Regions from separate parts of the Homo sapiens genome. Here region 2 is linked to region 1. A link is a contact called in ENCODE Hi-C or POLR2A ChIA-PET data. All regions are on one chromosome and are shown on one strand. The core of a region is the stretch at or near the end of the contact, and the rest is flanking DNA. Distances in the headings are between cores, read along the strand shown. Region 1 has its middle 28 kb from the start of NUB1. Region 2 holds the start of WDR86-AS1 (WDR86 antisense RNA 1).

Region 1 (6,298 bases), core at 1,591-4,090:
AGAGAAGAAAATGAGAAAATTATATTTTAAGTAATTTTCCTTACCTAAAATAGAACCATTATAACATGTTAAAGTTTTCCAGAGTTTTCTCTCTAATAAGAGCTTTTCTTACAGTCATCATCCCAGGTGTGCAAATTTTTAACCTATTTTTTTAATTAATGTATCCTAAGCATATTTTATTTTATTTTATTTTATTTTATTTTATTTTATTTTATTTTATTTTATTTTATTTTATTTTATTTTATTTTATTTTATTTTATTTTATTTTATTTTATTTTATTTTATTTTATTTTATTTTATTTTATTTTATTTTATTTTATTTTATTTTGAGACGGAGTCTCACTCTGTTGCCCAGGCTGGAGTGCGGTGGCAAATCTCGGCTCACTGCATGCTCCGCCTCCCGGGTTCAAGCTATTCTCCTGACTCAGCCTCCGAGTAGCTGGGATTACAGGCGCCCGCCACCACACCCAGCTAATTTTTTGTATTTTTAGTAGAGACGGGGTTTCACCATGTTGGCCAGGCTGGTCTCAAACTCCTGACCTCAAGTGATCCGCCCACTTTGGTCTCCCAAAGTGCTGGAATTACAAGGCATGAGCCACTGTGTCCGGCCTTAAGCATCTTTTATGTTATTTCATACCTTCATTAATATAACTTCAGTAGCTACTTCATATCTCCCCACGTGGACATAACCATAGATTAGTCAATCGTACCCTATTACTGGTCATTTAAGTTTGTATTAGCTAGAAGACAGACTTACCTGTAATCCCAGCTACTTGGGAAGCCGAGGCACAGAATCACTTGAACCCAGGAGGAAGAGGCTGCAATGAGTTGAGATTGCACCACTGCACTCCAGCCTGGACGACAAACTGGAGTGAAATTAGCAAAAGTGCAGGAAGCATTGATTTTTTTTTCTTTGAGACTCTGTCTCAGAAAAAAAAAGTCTCACCATCAACATCTATAATAATAAAGAAAACGAAGAACTAGAATCGATGTTTATAATGCGTCTTACTCTAGCACAGAGATACGTAAGCTAGGAAATAAAAACAACTTCATTCACCTCATTGAGAGATGCATTTCCAATAAAAACGTACTTTTTATGTTTAACAATTGTTAATTAGTTTGTCACATATTTATTCTGTTTTAATCAAATATCCATAATGGTGATGATAACTGTAAGCAGAAGGTAACGTTTCCATAATTACAGACCTGATCACAAAGGTACCGCTTCCTTCAATTTCAATGTATAAACATATTTTCATTGCTGAGAAGTATGAGAGGTATAAGCCATATGACTTTCACACATAACATATATTAGGATAAAAGTTTATGAGGGAGGTGGATGGAAAGAATGGTTAAAGAACTCATTTACGTATGTTTAAATGGTGGGTGCCAGAGTGATACGATGCCTGCATATCACTGAACACACAGCCAAGAGTCACATGTTTTATTTTCAAAATATTAATATTTTTAATAAGCTGGAAGTTGCATGCTTTTCAGCCATTAAACCTGGAGGAAAATTTTTAGGTGCAAAATGGAAAACTCTGAGGACACAGCTGTTAAAAATTGAGCAGTACCCCACCCGCCTCGGGATCTTCCTGAGTCTAGGGCTCCCTCTGGTGGTGAGACTCAGAATTTGTGTTAGATCACAGCCCCGGAGACCTGCCTAGCAAGAATTAAAAGCACCACGTTCTGCAAGCCAACCCCTTCCTTCTTGGTGTGTTTCCTGGAATCGTCACTGTAATTTTTTTTTTTTTTTTGGTTTTTGAAACGGAGTTTCTCTCTGCCCCCAAGCTGGAGCGCAGTGGCGCGATCTCGGCTCATTGCAACCTCTGCCTCCAGGGTTCAAGCGATTCTCCTGCGTCAGCCTCCCAGGTAGCTGGGACTACATGCATGCGCCACTAATTCTTGTATTTTTAGTAGAGACGGGTTTTCACCATGTTGGCCAGGCTGGTCTCGAACTCCTGACCTCAAATGATCAGCCCGCCTCGGCCTCCCAAAGTTCTGGGATTACAGGCGTGGGCCACCATGCCCGGCCTGTCACTATAAAATTTGACCATATTGGCCCTCTAAGCCCAGAACCTTGAGAGAATAGTACACTGCACCCCTCATCAAGCCAGATCCTCCATGGTCATTCATTAACTTGACGGACGTCTACTGAGCACCCACTATGGGCCAGGCACCCATTTCTAAAAGCCCTCTGTATCTCTCTCTAAGAAGTGTGAAGAAGTTCCTAAACAAAAGAGGAACCCAACACGAATTAACGACCACAGAAATTCACCAAAAAATTAAAGTGACCCACAAACGTTTACAAAGAGGTTTATCCCCTCCAGTAATTAAAGAAACACAATGAACCACAAGAAATCATTTGCCTGCTCCTAAGCTGGGATAGGTTTAAATATCTGATAATATCCAAGGCTGCCATGGGTGGAGGAACCGGGAAATACATGTCTTCATACCTTGCTGGTGAGGATATAAACTGGTACAATTTAACGGACTACGAAGAATATTAACATTTTTTCAGTTCATGCTTTTGACCCATGAATTATTTTAAGGCTTTCGTCGGGACCCTGGCCCAGCCTGCTGCTGAGACCGTCAGGACCTTGGTAAGATGCGCTGGGGTTAGAGTATCTGAGAGCCCCTCTCCTAACTGCTGAAAAGGAGCGAGTTCTCCAGCCTTTGGTTACATGTCCCCAACCAATGCCATTTTCTAAGAACAGCCTCTGTGGCTCTGCTCCCAGCACAAGCTTTCCTGTGCCAAGAACTGGGAGGCGGCCGGGGCAGTGGGGACTGGCGCCTGACTCAGCCTCCTGGGTCAACGGGTGGGGAGCGTCCCGGGGCTCAGGCTGCCTCATCTCTCTCCACCCCTGCCCCCCTTTCCATCTCACACCCACACTCACACTTACAAACACACACACTCATACCCACAGTCACGCACACACCCACACTCACGCACATGAACTCATACACAACCAAACACACTCATACACATGCAGTCATACACTACTCCCCCTACACCACACACACACTCACAAATACACATTCACTCACACACACCAAACACCCATACACATACACATACACCACTCCCCCACACTCACACACACTCTCACACACACACCCCACACACACACGAACTCACACACACTCATACACAACCACACACCCATACACATGCACTCACACACCACTCCCCCACATCACACACATAAATACACTCACTCATACACACCCACCAAACACCCATACACATGCACACACACTACTCCCCCACACAACTCCCCCACACTCACACTCTCACACCCTCCCCACACATCCCAAACTCACTCCCACACACACGAACTCACACATGCTCATACACAACCACACACACCCATACACATGCACTCAAACACCACTCCTACACCACACACACTCACAAATACACATTCACTCATACACACCCACACATACCCATACACGTGCTCACACACCACTTCCCCTACATCACTCACACCCACCCTCACACACACGCATTCACTCATACACACCCACACACACCCATACACATTCACTCACACCTCTCCCACCCACTCACACACAAACTCAGTAACACATACCTTCACACACTCATATACACCCACATACATGCACTGACATACCACTCCACACTCCTCTACACTCACACACACACATCCCCACAACCCACACTCACACATATCCACACCCACACTCACAAATACGTTCATTTATACACACCCACACACCCATATACATGCAGTCACACTACTCCCCCACACTCACAGCCACACACACCTTCACACACTCATACATTCACACACCCACACACATGCACTGACACTCCACTCCCTCACACTCTCACACACACCCCCAGACATCCACACTCACACATTCACACACACGCACACACACCACTCCCTCACACTCACACCCCACACACATCCACACTCACACAAACACACACATTCACACATATATACACACGCACTCACATCACTCCTCACACTCGCACACACACACCACCCCCACACATTCATACACACAGAGACACACTCACCCACACACATTCACAAACTCTCACACACATTCACACACTCATATCCACACACACCCATACTCACACATGCACTCACACACCACTCCCCAACAGTCAGACACTCACAAACACACATAGCCCCCACACACTGACACACTCACTCACACTCTCACACTCACACACACCCTGTGGAAGACTAGAAAGAGCCCTGGACTCTAACGTGACACCAACATGGTCTTGCCTCTCAGGGTCTCAGGGGTCTGCCTCGCTATGGGCCTCAGTTTCCCCACCTACACAAGGGGATTGGACTAGATGATGCCTCTGAGCCCCCCCGCCCCAGCGTTAATTCTAGCTCTGCCCTTCAAGGAGGTTATCATCTAATAGAGGAAGCAGGAGATGCCCTCCAAGTCATGCCACAACGAACGTCTTGAACCCCCCTAAATGGAATGCTGGCATATTCCACTCCCAAATACACAGTCATGTGCTGCATAATGATACTGGCCAATGACAGACGGCATACATGACGGTGGTCCCATAAGATGATGGGACCCATACGATTATACCGTACATTTACTGTACCTTTTCCATGTTTCATTATGTTTAAATACACAATACTGGCCGGGTGCAGTGGCTCACACCTGTAATCCCAGCACTTTGGGAGGCCGAGGCAGGAGAATCACTTGAACCCAGGAAGCGGAGGTTGCAGTGAGCCAAGACTGGGCCACAAATACAATATTAGGAATGAAAATAAATATTACTAAGAATGAGAAAAAAGTTATAAATTTTAAAAAGTAAAAAATACCACAAACATTACAAAATCCAGAAAAATAAAATATTTTTATTAATTAACTGTCTGACACATATCTATAATTTTTTTTCATTTTTTGGCTATAGGCTCTTTAATTGACTCTTTAAATGACAACAATCTTATCAGAGAAATTAGAAAGACGATCTTTGCTCTAGCATGGTGGGTTAAAATTTAGCGATTTATTAATTTAGAAAAGTTTCTTTTAGCTTCTGTGCCAGTTGTCAACTTATTGTATCTCAGCTCCTAATACGTCCCTCATTGCCTGACCTCCTAGAATTGAGCTGAGCCTTGTAATTAGTTGCCCTTTGCCTGCAGCTGCATGTCAAGCTTTGTCAGTAGAGGGCGCTGAAGAGACACGGGAGGAGAAAGGGGTTTCTCTTCACTGTCTGGTGCACTCCTCTTGGGAGGCTCCTGCTGCCCATGAGGTTTCTCTACACCTGCTCCTGCAAGGCACCCGGCTTCTGCAGTGTCTGGCAGCTCCAGCAGCATGTGTGGCTTCTGCAGCACCAACTCCAATTCCCAGGCACCAGTAGCTTTCTCTGGAAGCCCCCTGGGCAGCTTTGCAGGAGTTTGTGGCCACTAGGGCACTGTCCTGGGAATTGCTTCCCCCTGCATTTTCTCCTGTGGCTTTGCAGACTGTTCTGAGACATGACGTGTCACTGTGGGTGATTCCTCTGATACCCCAGAGAGCAGATTTCCAGCTGCTTCTGCCAACCTGGCACCTCAGTGACTTCTCTGCCACGATCTCTCCCATCAGGTCTGGATCTCAGCCGTGGCAGGGACCTTCTTCTGGGGTGCTTTATCTCAGCCCTAAGAGTGATGGTTGTGCCTCTATCTGCCATTCCTGCATTTTTCAAGAGTTCTCTTAACTTCTTTCTAGCCAGGCCTTATTACTCCAATCCCCTGTTAAAGTCAATTCTTTTTTCTTTTTTCTTTTTTTTTTTTTTTGACTGAATTTCATTCTGTTGCCCAGGCTGAAATGCAGTGGCACGATCTCGGCTCACTGCAACCTCCGCCTCCCGGGTTCAAGCGATTACCATGTCCCAGCCTCCCAGGTAGCTGGGACTACAGGCATGCACCACCATGCCTGGCTACTTTTTGTATTTTTAGTAGAGATGGGTTAGCCAGGCTGGTCTCGAACTCCTGACCTCAAGTGATCCACCAGGCTCGGCTGGGTGGAGTGCTGGGATTACAAGCGTGAGCCACTGTGCCTGGCCTAAAGTTAATTATCTATGGGAAACATTCCTTGTACAAATTATCGTGTGGTTTCTGTCTCCTGATTGGAACCTGGCTAGTACAGCTTTACTGCCCTCTGTTGGTCATAATGATTGTATATCTGAAATATTATTTTCAAATCTGGGAAAATACCTGTCAAGTTTCATATATGAGTTTTAAGATTCCAGGGCATTTCATGGGTTTTGTGCTTAGTGGCTACTCTTAAAAACCCTTTGAATGCA
Region 2 (6,426 bases), core at 2,895-5,394, 95 kb before region 1:
TCTTCCACACTGTGCCCTCCTCTGGCTGCCTTCCTGCAACCAGCATCTATGTCATTAGTGGTACAGATGCTCCTTGAGTGATTAACGATGTCATGTTCTGATAAACCCATTGCAAGTTGAGAATATTCTAAGTCAAAAATGCATTTAATATGCCTAACTTGTGGAACATCATTGCTTAGCCCAGCTTTCCCTTAAATGTGCTCAGAGCACTGGCATCAGCCTTACATTTGGGCAGAATCATCTTACACAAAGCCTATTTTAAAGTAAAGTGTTGAATATCTCATGTAATTTATTGAATACTGCACCAAAAGTGAAAAACTGATTGTATTGGCACTTGAAGTACAATTTCTACTGAATGTCATCACTTTCATACCATCATAAAGTTGAACAATGCTAAGTTGGGACTATCTGTACAATTACCCTCAAATATATCTTCGATCATACACTCTCACCCCCGGGGTGAAAAACCTTCAGGGCTTCCCGTTTTCTCTCGACTGCCTTGGGCCTGGGGTAGCAAGGTCTTCTCCCGGGAGCACCGTGCTTGTGAGAGTCTGCAGGTGGCTGCAGGACTGGGAAGGCTTCCGTCCTGTTGAAAAATACTAGCACTTAGCACAGTACCTGACACACAGTAAGTACCCAAACTATGAAGATGATGACCACAGGCACCCTCACCACCAGCATTGCAGGTTGTGCCAGAAGGGAAAAAGCAATTCTGACAAAGCTCTGGCTATGACGTTCCCTGTGGGCGCCCCTCAAGGTGCCTCCCTCTGTCACCACCTACACACACACACACACACACAACTCAGGAATATCCAGCTTTCACCATGCTTCTCAGAGAGGCCCCAGAGGGTCACTCTTTCCAGCAGGGTAAATTGTGGCAGTCCCTGTGGCACGGGGAATGAGCACTCCCTGGCACAAAATGCACCCGCCCCCCAACCCTTCACTTGTTAAACACTGCCCATTTCTTGCTTCTTAAAGCTTAACCATTTCCTCCTACACCCTACCAGGTTCCCTTCCCAAGGTGCCTTCCATTTATAAAGTGATTAGGTCCAGGAGGGCCTGGGCACCACGGGACTCCAGGCCCTCTTGGAGGCTCCAGAAGAGTTAAAGGTGTGAAAGGGGAAGGGAGCCCAGGTTCTGCTGGGGACCCAGCCTGACTCCTGGGTCTCTATAGCTTTGCTATCTTAAGGTGGAGGTTGGGGGAGACCCCAGTTTCAGGGGAATTAGGGGAGACCTCAGTTCCAGGGGAATTCGGTGCTGTTTTCCAATCTACCCAGCTTCTTGTACTCCTGTTAGATCTGGGGGCAATTTCCCAGAGGAGAGTCTGTAATCTACGACCTGCAAGAGAAAAGGGAAGACAGGCTGGCTGAGGACATCTGCACCCACAGCTCTACAGTCCAGACTCAACCCCCAGAGATGGCTGGCTCATCCCCACCAGGGGGCCACTTTGTGCCAAACCGGAGAAGGAGGGGTGGGGGAGGTGGAGAAGCCAAGAACAAAAAATCTATCAACCTGGAAAGAGGAAGTAGGTAAGGTCAGCGGTGTGTGGACTGCAGGCTCCCAAGATGATGGCGCTGGCGCTTCTGAACGCTCTGCCTGCTGGGAGCTGAGCATGGGGCTGATGGCTTGTGTTGGCTGCAGAGGAGAGGAACCAGAGTGCATGGGTGCCACCTTGCTCAGGAATCCTGGGTGACCTCCTTGAAAGTTAAGCTTTTCTCCTGGTGGTTCTTTCCTCTGGCCCACGACCAGGCAAGCTCGCCCAACCTACGATCTGTCCCCAGCTCCCAAACTGCTTTCAAACCCCTCCCCTCTTAGTTTCCAAAAGAGTCGATGCCTGGTTCTCCTTGGCCCCTCTGCCCAGAAAGTTTGGGTTTCCTCTGGCACTTCTCCGGATAAACCCTCCCAGCCTCCATGGTCCTCACATTCACCTTCCCCAAGGGCTGCAGCCGCAGGGCCTGCCCAAGATCCCCACTATACCGAGTCTGTCCTCACCTGGAGGCCACACCGCAGTTTCACACCTGGATGTGCAATGGGCCCCCTGAGGTTCACCGGTTCCTAAGAGGAACTGGTGATCAGCCTGTAGGGGACAAAACAGTCTACCCAGCCTCTCAGCACAAGACAGGCTCCCCGGCCTCTCCCGCCTCGCAGGCATCCAAATGCTGAAGCCTCCACCTCCTGAAAACGTCTCTCCTTTCGGCCTCCCTCTCTCCGGCTGGATGACCCCAAATCTCGTCCTAACGCTCCTCCACTGCCCCTCTCTCCACCACCTGCTAAGGAAGGGCCACGCTCCTTAAGCTGAGGCGCCAGCTGCTTTACAAGTTTTGAGGGAAAAGAACGGATTTCTCTGGTTAGGCCACTCTGGGTATAAACGACCCAACGGCCTGGGACACCCCACGATGGGGTTTTCTTTTGGAGTCTGGATAGAGCAGAGCGTGCAGTACTGGTCGTCCCATTGCGGGCTAGCTCGCCAAAGACGCCCCTTCCTTGCCCTTCTCCCTAGGCTCCTGAGAGAGCCCTGGAGCGTTCTGGAAATCCTGCTACCTTTAGGACCTGGGGGATCCGAGTAGGGGGGTCACCTTCCCCGTCCCCAGCGAAGTCGGCGCCGGAACTGCCCTAATGGAAACCAGCCGCCGGGCGCTCCGGGAGGGCTCAGGCCGACCCCGGGGTCCATTAGAGGCGCCCCAGGCCGAGGGAGCCCGCGGCGGCTGGAAGGTGAACTTGACATCCCGGCTCCACCGACCCCGCAGCGGCTCGCACCTCATCCCCACTCCGGCCAGACCAAAGTAGAATCCTGGGTGTGCGCGTGATTTCCCAGGGAGGGCGGACTCGGGGCTTTCCCTGTCGCACCCTCCATTGGGGGACCGCCCCCAAGTCCCCGAGAGCCCCTCGGGCAGAGTCCTTAGGGCTCAGAGCATGGGAGGACCTGGCTTGCCTGGTGGAGGCGAGTAGCCGAGGGGTCGGTGGAGCTGCGCCCCAAATGAGTTCCCGGCGCGCGATTCTCCCCGACCCCGACCCTTTGTCCGCCTCCCCCTCCCTCGTCCCGGCCCTTGGCTCAGGGGACCCAGGCGGCGGCGGCGGAGGTGGCAGAGGCCAGAGCCCAGAGGCGCAGCCCGGGCAGCTAGGAGGGTCGCACGTGGAGCCGTCCCCCGGACCCGCACAGCGACGAAGGGGGGAGGCTGCAGGCGCGCGGGGTGGGGGCTGGGGCGCAGCCCGAGAAGTGGGAGGGGATCGGGTGAGGGGTGGTCTCTGAGGAGGAGCCAGGCTGGACCGTATTGTTCCGCGCTCGGCCGGGGAGGGCGCGGGGCGCTCGGCTTCCCGTGTTCCTCTCCCCGCCCCAGCCCCGTGGGCGCGAGAGGAGGCGGGGGGCTCCTTGTGCACCAGAGACGCAGCTGCCTTGTTCGCCCGGTGGGGTGTGGATCCTCCGAGCGGTGCTGGGAAGGGGGTTCTCTCTGCCCGCGCGCCCAGGACTCTACCCAGGGCGGAGGTCCCGAGTGGGCCGCCCCCCGCAGCGCCCTGGGTTCGCGGGCCCAGAGGCTGGAGGCAGCGGGGAGCTAGGGTCCTTCACCCTCCCCTCGCCGCGTGCCTCCGCAGGAGTCGGGCTCCCCGTTCCCCGCGATGGCCGCGGGCCGCAGTCGTACGGAGCCGCCGCGCGGACCCCGGGGCGCCCCTCCCTAGCGGGGCGCAGCTCCTTCTTGTTCCCCGCCCTGCCAGCGGGATGGGGGGCGGCGGGTCGGCCCTGAGGGTCTGCGCCGACCACCGCGGGGGCATCAACTGGCTGAGCCTGAGCCCCGACGGGCAGCGCCTGCTGACGGGCAGCGAGGACGGCACGGCCCGGCTCTGGAGCACCGCGGACGGCCAGTGCTGCGCGCTCCTGCAAGGTAGACCCTCCCACTCCCTCCCTGACCTCTTCGCCGCAGCTCACCGGCCCCAGACCGCGGACCCCAGCTCCTGCGCCCGCAGACCCCTTTCTAGAAGTCCAGCCCCCGCTCATCCCGGCACACTAGCGGAAGAGCGCTTGTCTGGGCCCAGCATCTGGCTGTTGAGCGCACGGCAGGGCAGGGTGAGGTCTGGGGGTGGGGTGCGGGTGCAGAGCAGGGTGCGGCCGGGATCGGGTGGGTGGGTCGAGGGGCGTCCGCTACAAAGGCGAAGATCATTTGTCAACCAGCGGCAGGAAATCTCCCTTGACAACAATGTTAACAAACAAAAAGTTGCACCTATACTCCTTCTAAGCAAACCTTCCCTTGTCTCTAGGTGCCTTGTGGCCTCTTTGTGGCCAATTGTGCTCTTCTGCTGGCATTTCCTGTTGACGACTCTCACAGCAACAGTAGACGCTTGTTAAGGGCCAGCGGTGCGGAGAAGTGTGCCGTCGTCACACTATGTTACCCCACATACAGACGTGGAAACAGGCTGGGAGTTAAGTAATTCGCCCAGGTCGCACAGCCAGTGAGGGGTAGATGGCAGTCTGAGCCCTCTCATTGCTGTAAACCCTGCCTGCATGCCTGTTGGTTTCTATTTGTGCCCTGTACTCACTCAGGAGGTCAGTGTGCCTCGGGTGCACCTTCCCCTGGGCCTGTCCCATGCACTGTGAGGTCCCTTTCAGCTCTGGCCCTCCTACTGCCCAGGTAGCACACGTAGTCCCCTGGATGAGCCGCGAGGCTTTCTGCTGTGGGTAGTTCTTTATCACCGCGGGCTTTTCCACCATCATCAGTGAACTCTCTGTGGCCTCGCCCAGGCCTTCCAACTTAGGTAGGATATTAGCCCCAATATTGGCTAATCCTGATACTGCTGGTTTTAAATAAGAACAGTTGACCAGGCTCGGTGGCTCACACTTGTAATCCCAACACTTTGGGAGGCCAAGGTGGGTGGATCACCAGAGGTCAGGAGTTTGAGACCAGCCTGGCCAACATGATGAAACCCTGTGTCTAATAAAAATACAAAAAATTAGCTGGGCGTGGTGGCGGGCGCCTGTAATTCCAACTACTCGGGAGGCTGAGGCAGGAGAATCACTTGAACCCAGGAGGCAGAGGTTGCAGTGAGCCAAGATCGTGCCACTGCACTCCAGCCTGGGTGACAGAGCCAGACTCTGTCTAAAAAAAAAAAAAAAAGAAAAGAAAAGAAAAAAATATTACATAGTTAGGGCAGATATTTCAAACCCAACAGGGATGACTTTTGGATTACCGGTTACTTGGGAGTTGGTGTGGATAATGGAGAGGTGGCCACAAACTAACACACATCCCCCCCAAACAGCCACACACACTTATAGGCATTCAACCAGGAATGGAAAATATGAGGTCTTTTAGAAATGTTAAGTCCAGTTGGTATTGCTCCCAAACATAAGACTGTCTTGGGGGTAGAGGGGTGGGTGGTGTTTCAGAAATGCAGATCCCCAGGCCTGGGCTCCAGTGATGCAGTCCTCCATGAATAGGGCTGTAGAACTGGCATTTCTTCTTGTTGTTGTTTTTTGAGATGGAGTTTCGCTCTTGTTGCCCAGGCTGGAGTGCAGTGGCACGATCTTGGCTCACTGCAACCTCCGCCTCCCGGGTTCAAGCGATTCTCCTGCCTTGGCCTCCTGAATAGCTGGGATTACAGGTGCTCGCCACCACGCCCAGCTAATTTTTTTGTATTTTTATTAGACGTGGGGCTTCATCATGTTGGCCAGGCTGGTCTTGAACTCCCGACCTCAGGTGATCCACCCGCCTTGGCCTCCCGAAGTGCTGAGATTACAAGTGTGAGCCACTGCACCCGGCCTAGAATTGGCATTTCTAACAAGCTTTTGGGTGGGTCTTATGCACAGCTGGCCCCGGGAGCCCCTGGGCTGGGGACGGGTTGTGGGAGCCCAGCTTAGCCCACAATTAGGTGGGGTTTCTCCCCAGTGAGGCCCCAGGCTTTGCCAGGCTGCCGGTAGCCTGGTGGGCACTTGGCTTTGCCCCCACGGCAGCTCTGGAGCCTCACCAAGCCTCCAGGGCCCACCCTCCTGCCCAGCTCTGTGTCTGGCACCTGTGCCTCCTTCCTTCACACCCACTTTGGTGACCCTCACGGCTGCTTGTCCCCTTGAGGTACTGACACTCACTTCCCAGGGAGGGTGCCCAACCTTCTGCCCTAATTGAGGGCAGGGCTATCCCCGCTCAAGCAGGACACTGGAATGAAAGAACTGTGGCCCATTTTGCTAGGATTGTTTTTGCTGTTATATGGGTTGGTATTTTCAGGAATTTTCAAGGACGGGGACAGAGGTCATCTTTCTTTATCCTGAGATTCTACTGATACGCTCAACTTGCAAAAGAGTCATTGTGAGTGTGTGACAGTCCTTTTGTGTGGATCCCCAAAGAAAGCAAGGTGTTGCCAGTTCCTTTCTCCTGCAGGATTTTTTTTTTCTATCAGTGAAATATTATTAAAATGTCTTAACATTTGTTTAGTGCCCTATATTTT

The links. A loop is a pair of places that touch in the nucleus more often than their neighbours do. ChIA-PET counts read pairs that join two places held with the same protein, here RNA polymerase II (POLR2A). Pooled maps may share reads with other maps.
Region 2: a loop to region 1 is called in a pooled map, with 2.7 times the contacts of the local background. The contact joins the promoter of WDR86-AS1 here to the enhancer-like site in region 1. A Hi-C loop is called at or near these places in 6 of 50 pooled maps. POLR2A ChIA-PET finds 5 or more read pairs at or near these places in 2 of 52 experiments (CD8-positive, alpha-beta memory T cell and activated T-cell).

Annotation. Positions count from the first base shown.
Region 1 is chr7:151,310,558-151,316,855 of GRCh38, reverse strand. No RefSeq gene overlaps it. Among named protein-coding and RNA genes, the nearest start is that of NUB1, 28 kb to the left of the region's middle. Within about 2 kb of position 2,840, at least 4 of the 41 ENCODE cell types and tissues checked have a DNase peak (open chromatin) inside an H3K27ac peak, as active enhancers do.
Region 2 is chr7:151,406,879-151,413,304 of GRCh38, reverse strand. WDR86-AS1 (WDR86 antisense RNA 1) reads right to left here and starts at 4,144. Exons shown (of 6, transcript NR_109857.1): 1 at 3,923-4,144; 2 at 1,993-2,077; 3 at 1,513-1,635; 4 at 1,235-1,338; 5 at 453-586; 6 at 1-33. It overlaps WDR86 (WD repeat domain 86), which reads left to right and starts at 3,267. Exons shown (of 6, transcript NM_198285.3): 1 at 3,267-3,878. The coding sequence starts at 3,716. RefSeq lists an enhancer at 2,069-2,701.